3 separate regions of the Homo sapiens genome follow, and regions 1 and 3 are each linked to region 2. A link is a contact called in ENCODE Hi-C data. All regions are on one chromosome and are shown on one strand. Each heading gives the region's core, a stretch centred on a gene start or an enhancer-like site at or near the end of the contact. The rest is flanking DNA. Distances are from core to core; before and after follow the strand shown.

Region 1 (3,440 bases), core at 591-3,090, 330 kb after region 2:
TCTGATGAGAAAAGAAAAACAAGGCTTTGTGACACAGAAGAATGCATGCTGCCTGTCCTGGATCTGCAGCCTAGGCAAAACAGTATCCAGGTTCTGCAAAGCCCAATAGGATGATGTGGAGATAACACCGTTGCTTATAGGAATGATCGATTTAAGAGACACACGTGACTGATGCCAGCATCTTTTGTTCTTGTCTCTGGATTAGCTCTATCACAGGTCAAACAGACTTAGAATAGAATTAGTAATCAGCATCATTGCTAATCTTACTGAAAGCACTTACCATACACCCTGCACTGTTTTAAGCTCTTTACATTGATTTATTTTATCCTTACAACTCTATAAAGCAGATACTAATGTCATTTCTATTTTACTGGTGAAAAAATTGGAGCATAAAGCTTTTAAATAGATTGCTCAAGGTCACGCAGTGTGACAGTTTACAGTAGCATGCAAATTTTTTGACACTCCTCTCTTCAAAAAGTGGAGTATAATTTTCCTTCTCCCTTGATTTGAACCAGACTTAGAGACTCAATTCTAATAAAAAGCATATGGTGGAAGTGAGGGCATATGCTTCTTAGGCTAGGATGTAAGACACTACTCCTTCTACCTGGCATTCTCATGGATTTCTCACTTTCAAGGAAGCCAGGCATCATGTGGTGAAGACTCTCAGGCAGCCTGTGTGGAGGCCCACAAGGGGAGGACCAAAACCAGACCAACGTGTCAGCCATGTGGATAAGCCACCCTGGCAGTGGCTCCCCTCCTGCCCCAGTCAAGCCTTCAGATGACAACAACCATGATAGCCCCTGAGGCAAAACTGCCCAACTATGCCACTTCTGAATCTCTGACTTAGAGAAACTGTGAAATAATATTGTTTTAAATAACTAAGTTTGAATAATTTGTTCTGTTTTCACAGATAACTAATACAGCTTCTAAGTGGCAAAGTCAAGATACCAATCCAGGGGGGTCTGAAGGCAGAATCTACACGTTACTGCTATATCCTCTCCTGATACTAAGGAGATTATCAATAAGCTCACATTCTGGCAATACATGTTCAGTAAATGTTTTATCTAAGCTGCAGCAAATTCTGATGTGTTTTTAGACACTTAGAAATCAATAATGCACATGAGCTACATAGTCCCTTCTTTCATTGGTTGTTATGAATTAATGCTGGTCAAGGCCTTTTGCCCTATGCTGCCTTTTCTAGGCTCTAGGCAGACACTACCTTTCCATTACACATTACTTCAGAGAAGCCTGTTACAATTATAATTAGTCAGATTATAGCATCCTTTAGGGTCCTTCCTGTCCTGAGAATACACCATAGTCACTTTACCCAAATTGGATATGTATTAAATCTATCAACCTCAAGTATTAACTATTTTTTATAAACTATTCCTTTTAGGCTGGGAGGAAAATATAAGTAACTCATCTCTTAGACAGGATAACTTCTGCACATAGTTATTTCCTATAATGTGTTGATTAGGACTGCTTAACTCTCAGAAGATTGACTCTTTGCTGCCACCTTGCTGATACCATGAATGTTAATGCCCATGGCACTGGGCTTTGCACAGAGTGGATATTCAGTAAATGGGTAGTTCTTGTTTCTCTCCCACATATGCAGTTAGGAGCACATTAGTCTTCCCAGAAACTGTTAGACTGCTGTCAGTAAGTAACCATTATTTGACATAACCCCACTGGCCGCAGCAAACATACATTCCCTACTACCCTTTTTTCAGTATCAAGGAAATGGAAATAACTACTCAGAGAGTTAGAAGGCACATGATGAGTAATTTCCTAGTCATTTAGAGTCAGACCAGATGGCCTTAAAGATACTCCAACCAAGAAGAGCTAACCTGACTCTGCGATTGCAACACTGGTGATCCCTCACCAGGAAAGATGCCAGTCTCTCTGCTGCCCCTCCTGTGTGTTCTTCACATGGCAGCCTTATTTCTGTTCTTAAAATCCAAAGCAAAGTTCAAGTTTTCCACCAAGTAATACAAACCTGGCCGGTTTCTTCTCCTGGCCTACCTCATCTTCCAACAACTCTCACATTTTTCAACCTAATAACATTAAACTTTATGTAGTTTCCCAAGTAGCTATCCTCTCCAGCTCCACACCCCCTTCTAACCTAGTTAACTCTTATTCTTACAGGAATCAGGTTATGGGTCAACTCACCTGGGGTATCTCTCTCCCATGCCACCTGACCTCTGCCCTCGTTCCTTGCTCTTCACTGCTGGAGTGGACACCCCCCTCTGTGCTCCAGGATGACTCTGAAAATAGCCCCACACACTGAATATGCTGTGTTGACACTATCTATTTGAATGCTTATCTCCCCTACTACATTATAAGGCCCTGCCAACAGTGGCAGGGTCATATTTAACCTTGCCTTCTCAGTGTCTGGCAAAAAGAAGGTGCTTAATAAATTAGATAATGTATGCAAAGTAGTTAGCCTAACACTTGATGTAGCAAGTGTTGTTGTTAATTTGGTGATGGAACCAATTGTTACTTCTCACCTATCTACAAGCCAAAAAGCTGTTTTGGTTTCTTCCTGGTAACAACTAAAGAGAGAAAAGCTGAATGAACAAAAAAGAAAGCAATAGAAAAGACACGTAGAAATCAATTAAGAATCTAAAGACACTAAAAATAAGCAATTAAATAAACAAAATCAAATGAGACTAATGAGAAAACTAAACAAAAGCAAGGGGAATTTGACAAACTTTCCTAGCAGCTAGATAGTCCCCACTACAAAAGCAGCTTCGACAGAAGTGGTAAATTCCCTATAACCTGAGTCACTAAAGACCAGACCAGACAAACCGCTTGAAAGAATACAGCAGTAGACATCAGGGTACTGGCTGAATTAGTGGGCTTTTTTCATCTTCAATTTCTCTGATTCATTCATAAAATATTTATAACAGGGCTGCAGAACATTTGTTACATCTTTTCCCATTTGTTCTCCTTCATTTTCCAAAGGAAAAGTGTACAGTATTAATATTTACTTAGTTAACGTTACCAGGCAAGGGGACTGTGCAAGATCAGAAGGGCTAATATCTAACAATAACAATGGAGAAGACAGAGACAGCTATTTTACTGGAAACTTTTTTGACAAAACCTGATTATTCTGATTAGGTCTATATTGGAAATAAAAAACTTAGGGCAGATTGCTTCTGGGTGTTTGTTGATTTATTCTTTGGATAAAATTGGTCAGAATAAACTTCCTTAAAATAACAACCACACATAGCACACAAGTTGTATCCTCTTGCTCCCCTTCTGCCTACTCCTCCTCCCTCCTCTGCCTCTTTTTTTTCACCTCAGAGTTCCTAGAAACAAAGCCAAACACTGGAAGGAAAGTGCTGATACTACTATTCTTTTGTAGTTGTTTTCTTTATCTTTTAAAATATAGTTACGTTTTTCCAGCTTTTTGCTGATCAGAAGTTTGCCTAAAACAA
Region 2 (3,423 bases), core at 416-2,915:
ATTATCACTTCTGTTTATGAAATCCACGTGCCTCAACCCACAACTACTGAGACGTTACCTCCTTCAAGACCTCGAGTAGACTTGGTTCATGTTCTACTTCCTTACCTTCCTAGGATTCTTACTAAATATACCCACTTCTGTCTTCCTCAAGCTCCCAGACTGGAAATATTAGCTATTGAATAAATACATAATTATTCATCGGGGCTGAATCTTCACACATAGCCGTGACCAGCACTTGATCTTCTCATATAGCCGTGACCAGCACTTGAAGGAAGCCAGGACAATTCTTTTAGATTCTCTTCCTTGAAATGCCACCTCTTCCTTCCTCTGTGGCCTCATGCTCCTCAATTCCTGCTTTTTTGAAAGCCATAAGCCAGGCAGTAATGTTTGCCTCCTTGGCTTGATCTCTGCCTGAAGCACCCAAATGCCCCTCTGAATTTAGCAAGAGAAGAGACTTGGCTCCCTGCGCTGGTGGCTGCTATCTTGTTTCTACTCCCCAACTCTGATATTCCCCTAATCCCATCTTGCAACTTGGCTACTTTTCCCAGTATAAACACTTTTCCGTATGACAACTCCCACAACGCCCAGCTAGGGAGTTTCTCTGTTTACAGTTTGCAATGGGTTCATTATATTTACTTGATGGGGAAGGTTTCAATTACACCTCAGCCAGCTCATCCTCTTTAATTCATACTCCCACTACCTGCTCTTGTTACCTATCCTTCTAAATATTAGTCACCTATGTGAAGATAATAAAAAGATCCTTCTGGGTTATCTCCAATTGTATGTCTCTTTTCAAATAACGACTGATTGCCTGAAAAAAAAAATTAAAGTCTGAAGGCAGTGAGCGATTTGTAGAATGTGCAGCATCCACATTCATTGGAGCTGGAGAGATCTTGGAGAAAATTTAATCTAAATTCTTACTTTCCAGATGAGGCCTGGGGCAGAGAAGGGATTTACTCCAGATCATTTTATTCATTAATGGAAGATCTCCCGCCTTCCCACACAAGACTCCACACATGCACGATTCTTTTCTGGTTTTTTATTTCTGCTATGACAACACAGTCATATCTATGTAGTCCTATCTACATACAATGTAGTCGTGTGTGTGTGTGTGTGTGTGTGTGTGTATACACGTATGTACCAGGAGAATGGTTCCCAAACCTGTCTGAATCATCAGAATCATCTGAGATTCTTTTTAAAAAGACAGTAGCGAGAGTTTCTATCATATGTCCTGAAACAGTCTCTGAGGCTGGGCCCAGGAGTCCAAGGTCTGGCCTTGGGGTTGCTGCTTGATAAAGTTCCCTTGCCCTCCCAGCCTCTTTTTCCCCTCCCATAAGGCACTGCATTTTTCAAGATTGGCCGCAGATTTCATAACATCATTATCAATGTGAAAGGGACCCTTGGTGGGTTTCCTATGTTGTCATGGAAGAGCCCAGCATCCACAACAAGAGAGGCGTGCATGAGGCAGCCTGCGGCCCCAAAGGCAAGGCCCTGTAACTTTAAGCAGAGCTTAGCAAGCCTAGTAACTGGCTTTGTTTGTGTGTCTACGTGGAGGAGGAGACCAGCTTGTGAGCAGTACCTGGAGCCCGTGGGCGTACTCTGGGGAAGCTGCTGCATGAGTCAGGCCTGCAGAGGGTTGGGGACTGGAGTCCTTGACGCACTCAGCAATGATTCAGGGGCACAGCCGAGACCTCGGCATGCCAGGTTAAGCGGGTAAGCCACTCTCCCTGCCAGAGTGGGCCCTGGATGCATGGTAGGGAGCCATCTTAACTTGAACAGCTGTGTAATCACCAGTACCAGTAAAAGAGAGGGGACATGAGACAGTTTTCTCCTGGAACCTCCCCTGGAGTGTGAACACAAGGGAGTGGAATTGTGGGGTCAAATGGTCCAGGAGACCTGCTCCCAGTGAATAAACAAATTCACTAAGGCGTTAGCTCTAGAAAGATTTTATAACTTAGCTGGGTGTATTTGAGGGTGTTATCCATCAGCCAGATACAAGAGGTGGGGAATCTAAATACCTGCATGTGTTTTGGGGGTTGAATAAGTCCCCTCTGTTGTCGATGACTTGGGACAGTCCTAGGTGAAAGAGGTGAGGTTGATCAGTGACATTCAGGCTGCTTCTAGCCCCGCTATGCACTATGTACATATCCGAACTGAGTTCAGGTACTCTTTCTTCTTGATCCCTCTGAGGGTGAAATATTGGTCTCTTTGACCCTACAGTTGCCCAAAGTGGGGCAGTGCTCATAAATATTCACTCTCTTCTGATTTTATGGCTGATTGTACCCAAAACCTTGCTGTCTGGCAGGACAACTAGAGGCTGAGGCATAAGAGAAGAAACAGTGTGTCACTCTGATTTTTTCTGGCATCATTTTTACTCAGAGTTGGAAAGTGCCTCTCCTGCCACACACCTGTGAATCATTTAGAAACCAGGACTCACAGAACAGAGGGCGGACTTCATGCATAACCAAAAAGTTTCCTGGAGGCCGATAAGCTGATACAGCCAGAACAATTGTCTCTTTCCAGGTAGACAAAGGAGTGCAAGGCATATGACCTTTACGTATTTTTGTTTGTTTCTTTTTACCTTGGATCCTTTAGCCATTCTTGTTGGAGAGCCAGTTCTGGGAGAGGGAGTTTTTGACTAAGCAGCCAGTCCATGTTGAAACAAGCATTGTGGGGCAAGTGAGCTGAGCCCCATGGTGGAATGACAGCTACAAGTTAGTGGCATGGCCCCTTGGCAGTGCTGCCTGTCAGTTTCTCCACCACCCAGGCACAGGTGGGAGCAGCAGGTGTGGGCTCATTGAGTTACAAGGAAGCATGACCCATGATAACCAGGTCACATAATAAGGGCTGGTTTATTGCAAGAAGCAAGGGGTAATGAAGAAGGAAGTTCTCTCATAAGAAACTGCTGTGTGGTTAGTCCACACAGAGACTAGAGCTGGAGGCAGTGAGGCTCTAGGGACCTTGGCACTTGGGGGCGGTGAATCCCATGCTCTGCCATTAAAGTGGCTTGGCCAACCCTGGCTCTGGTTATTCTTGATGTATGTGCTTTAGCTTCTCCTCTCACCACCATGACTTAACACAACTTCTCTACACTTAATCTTCTGCTCAATGGTAGTTTCCACTTTCTCACAATTTTGGCTTACTCTACACTTCAGCTAACTCAAGGCTACTCGTGCACTCTTTCAACCTCAGCCCCTGATAGCAGCTTGAGTCTCTGTGTATTTTCCAATTCAAAGTCCTGTGAGTGAGAATATGATTGGTCCAGTGAATTCCTGGTAGTGCTCAGCTCTTTACAGTAGATCTCCCGGTAAGCCTGGACAGGCATCCCTGAGGCAGGTGTCTACTTCCAGACCAATCAGATGAGGACAGATGTAATAGGGGTCCATCGAGAACTGCCATTTCAGCAGTGGCCCTGGGTGGGAC
Region 3 (3,515 bases), core at 461-2,960, 340 kb before region 2:
AAAGCATTTAGATGGTGAAGCCATTATCTGTGATGGTGAAAACATGTTGGTATGCATTTAATGGTTAGGACCCTTTATCTGCAAAGGATACTTACAGGCCCAGGGCTCAGGAAACTCAAAAGGAAAGCTCCAGTTCCCATATCGAGTTGCTTGCCAGCCCTTTGGTAAGCCTTGGCAGGCTTCCACCTGTGTCCTGCCCTGGTCTGACCTCCAGAGCCTGTCAGTGCTGGCACCCTCTGAGTACGAGATGGGATGAATGGCCAGCGGCTAGTGCCATCTGAGACTTCAATCAACTTGATACCAAAGGTTAATCTCTTTCACGGGAATCACCTAATTTGTTATGGCCTGCAAGTACTTTCTAGCAGAAGCCTTTTTTCCTATGACGCCGTTTGGCTCATATGTTTAGGTATGCCTCAAGACCTCTAATAGTGTCTAAAATCTCCTGTTTGGGGAGTAATCCCTTTCCCCCTTTTTACATAGATCTTGTTCCTCGGTCTTGGGCAGACAGCATTCATGGGATTCTCTAGTTTAAGATCTTAACATGCTCTGTTTCTTGGATGTTTGGAAAATGTTTATTTGAGAGACAGAGACAGGAATGCGTTTTAGACTTTCATTCCCACTGGGCACAGAGAAATCTGATAGTGATAGAATCTCACAAATAGCTTGAGATATTCCATATCCCTCAGGAGGAGGCTGTTGCGATTTTTATCAATGAAACCTGGCTTGCTCCAGTCCATCTAAGATGATCAAAATGCTCACTCAGAAAAGCAGAATGTTACGTTGGCAATTCCCCTTTCGCACAATAAAATGAGCATGTTTTCTTCACCTACTTTCCTTTTCTTTCCTACAGCCTTCTCCTTCCCTTGGAGTTTGATGGGGTCTGATGCCCTTCTGACCTGGGAGGCTGTTTGAGGAGTTGACATTGCCTATGGGGGCAAAGAGGGGAAATGGGAGCAGAAAACAGCCTGGGATGGCCAATTGCCTCCTTTATCCACAGAAAATTGAAACACTTCAATTAAAAGGAACCATTAGAACAAGAGATTTCCATCTATAGTGTTGTCCCATATTACCAGAATGTGTTAGAAAGATGCTCCAAAACACCCGAGTAAATGTTGCCAGCATGATTCTTGGGGCTGGTGACCCTGGGTCTCAATCCCATGTCAACAAGTTACTTGTCCCCGAGTGACCCAGGGCTAGTCTCTGAGCCTCTTTAAACTTCATTATTTAGTAACTTTAAAACGTGAGTGACTGGGCCAGGCACAGTGGCTCACACCTGTAATCCCAGCACTTTGGGAGGCTGAGGCAGGACGATCACTTGAGACCAGGAGTTCAAGACCAGCCTGGGCAACATGGTGAGACCACATCTTGCTAAAAAAAAAAAAAATTAAGAAAAAAAAATGCTGCCATAGCCCTGTGGGAAGTATCCAAGATACTCCAGTCAGTAAAGGTCAGGGTCAGTTATTTGGAGGTGGAGCAGATGACAGGGCTGAGCCTACACAGCCAATTGGTCAGTTCCAGGGGTCTGGCAGCCAAGAGCTGATTGCATTGGTTTCAATTTTGTGCTACTGAGCAGTGCCTCATGGTCCAGTTTTGGTGCAGTTGAATTTGTGGAACTGGCTGTATCTGAATCTGAGGATTTAGCCCCTGCTGGCTGCTGTAAACATGTCCCTCTAGTTACTGAGCCACTGGTGTGTGGCTTCTTGCCTAATTCTGTACACCCTAGGGATGGCTTTGACCCTTAGCAAGGTGTCTTGGAGAGCTGGATTTCCAAGAAAGACCTCAGAGCTGGAAAGGGCCCTGGATCTTGCATGGTGGCTTTTCTCCAATAATAACATAGAGTAAAGGGGGCCCATGATAGGCAAGGAGAGGTGGTGCCAGAAGTGGTAGACTGCCTGGAAGTCTAAGATCCAGGGCTGAAGCTTGTCAGGAACACAGAGAAGGCGTGGGAGCAGGAAAGGCCTTGGAGGAGGGGCCGGTGGGGGGAAAACATGCAGGTAAGATTCCTTATGAGAGAGCTCCAGGCCTCATGGAACAGGTGTCCTCAGGAGCTGCAGCAGCAAGCACTACGGCTCTGCAGTTTAAAAGCCACCTTCTAGCTGAACGTGAGGCTAGTTATGAACCTTACTGTGTCTCAGCTTCCTCCTTTGTAAAGAAGGAATGATAATCTTACCTTGCTCATGGGGCCATTGAGAGCAGCTGATCCACATACATGGCTTAGGGCTGTCTGCGGCACAAAGTATCTCTCTTAGAAATGTTAGCCGTTACGTTTTTTACGGGAATGGGCCTAAGATTCTATCTCTGTGTATTTCTGTCATCCTGATCATGGGACTATCTCTTCTGCCAATCTCTTTTATTTGCTCCACTCTTTCCTTCTGCTCAGGAATCTTTAAAATCCTAATCAGAGGTATTTGTTAAGTAGTTAATTGTATGTGGCTCTCGGCTCCGTGGAGTATAATGATCAAGCTTGTTTCCTGAAAGTGAAAGTGGTTTTCTGAGCTGTCTTGGAAAATATGTGCCTGCTTTTCGGGCCCACTATTCTGAGACCAGTAGATGCTGAACAGAAGCAGGGGTGCTTTCTCTAGAGTATAAGTCAGTAATAGCAGAGGTCAGGGAGCCGTTGCCAAAGGGCTAAAGAGAATTTAGCCTGTGAACTAGATAGATAATTCTAGTTCAAATCAATGCTTAATAGAATGACAAAAGAATAATTGAAATATGAATTTAAGGGCAGTCAGATTTAAAAAATTATAACTGTTCCAGGTCTTAGGTGATCACTTTCTAGACATGAGGAACTGTGATATTCACCTCTTTCTTTTGGAAGATTATTGACGTCAGTGCTGACAGATTTAACTGTTGGTTTCAGCAAACGGATGTTAACAAAATGGACTTTAATAAGTTTATCTAAATTCCAAGAAAATCTCCAGAGCATGGGGGCATAAGCAGCAAAGGGGTTCTGAATTCCTGGAGGGTTTTTTTTTTTTTTTTTCAAAGGAGAATAAAATAGAAGAACACAATAAGATACTTTCTTTGGGCTCAATGAAAGCTGAGAGAGGAGGAAGAAAACAAGTTCATGTAGGAGAAAGATGAAATAAAAATGTGAATTCAGCAAAAAGAAAAGGAAACTGGGGCAGACTCCCAAGCAGCATACACTGCGGTGACAAAGACGTGGAAGAATTAAGGTCAAACTAGCAAAAGCAGTTCACAAGACACCACTTGCCAAAGACAAACAGGGCCGTGAGCAGGCACAACAAAATGTGACCTCTGTTCTTTATGAGGCAGGGATGAAGAGCTGATAATAATGCCATCCACCGAACAGAGATGTTTGATGTCCCTTTAAAAACCTTCTATACTTAAAAAAAAAAGAACAGGAAATAGGACAGAAGGCTCGGAGGGTGGTGGATGATGTTTCAAATGGGTTAAGGGTATTCAAGTCAGAAGTCTTAGTGTACTTACATTTCAGGGTATGAAAATGAAGTAGCCAAAGTCATTTCCAGAATGAATTTGTGCAATGGGGGAGG

Evidence for each region. A loop is a pair of places that touch in the nucleus more often than their neighbours do. Pooled maps may share reads with other maps.
Region 1: a loop to region 2 is called in a pooled map, with 14 times the contacts of the local background. The contact joins two enhancer-like sites. A Hi-C loop is called at or near these places in 1 of 168 maps with a recorded cell type or tissue (endothelial cell of umbilical vein), 1 of 37 single-sample maps with no recorded cell type and 12 of 50 pooled maps.
Region 3: a loop to region 2 is called in a pooled map, with 8 times the contacts of the local background. The contact joins two enhancer-like sites. A Hi-C loop is called at or near these places in 3 of 168 maps with a recorded cell type or tissue (B cell, endothelial cell of hepatic sinusoid and endothelial cell of umbilical vein), 11 of 37 single-sample maps with no recorded cell type and 11 of 50 pooled maps.

Annotation. Positions count from the first base shown.
Region 1 is chr13:39,776,076-39,779,515 of GRCh38, reverse strand. It overlaps a transcript of COG6 not described here. Among named protein-coding and RNA genes, the nearest start is that of MIR4305, 110 kb to the right of the region's middle. Within about 2 kb of position 1,840, at least 2 of the 41 ENCODE cell types and tissues checked have a DNase peak (open chromatin) inside an H3K27ac peak, as active enhancers do.
Region 2 is chr13:40,101,258-40,104,680 of GRCh38, reverse strand. The region is part of intron 3 of LOC124903162; the gene reads left to right. Among named protein-coding and RNA genes, the nearest start is that of LINC00332, 79 kb to the left of the region's middle. Within about 2 kb of position 1,665, at least 4 of the 41 ENCODE cell types and tissues checked have a DNase peak (open chromatin) inside an H3K27ac peak, as active enhancers do.
Region 3 is chr13:40,438,151-40,441,665 of GRCh38, reverse strand. The region is part of intron 6 of LINC00598 (long intergenic non-protein coding RNA 598); the gene reads left to right. Among named protein-coding and RNA genes, the nearest start is that of LINC00598, 41 kb to the left of the region's middle. Within about 2 kb of position 1,710, at least 13 of the 41 ENCODE cell types and tissues checked have a DNase peak (open chromatin) inside an H3K27ac peak, as active enhancers do.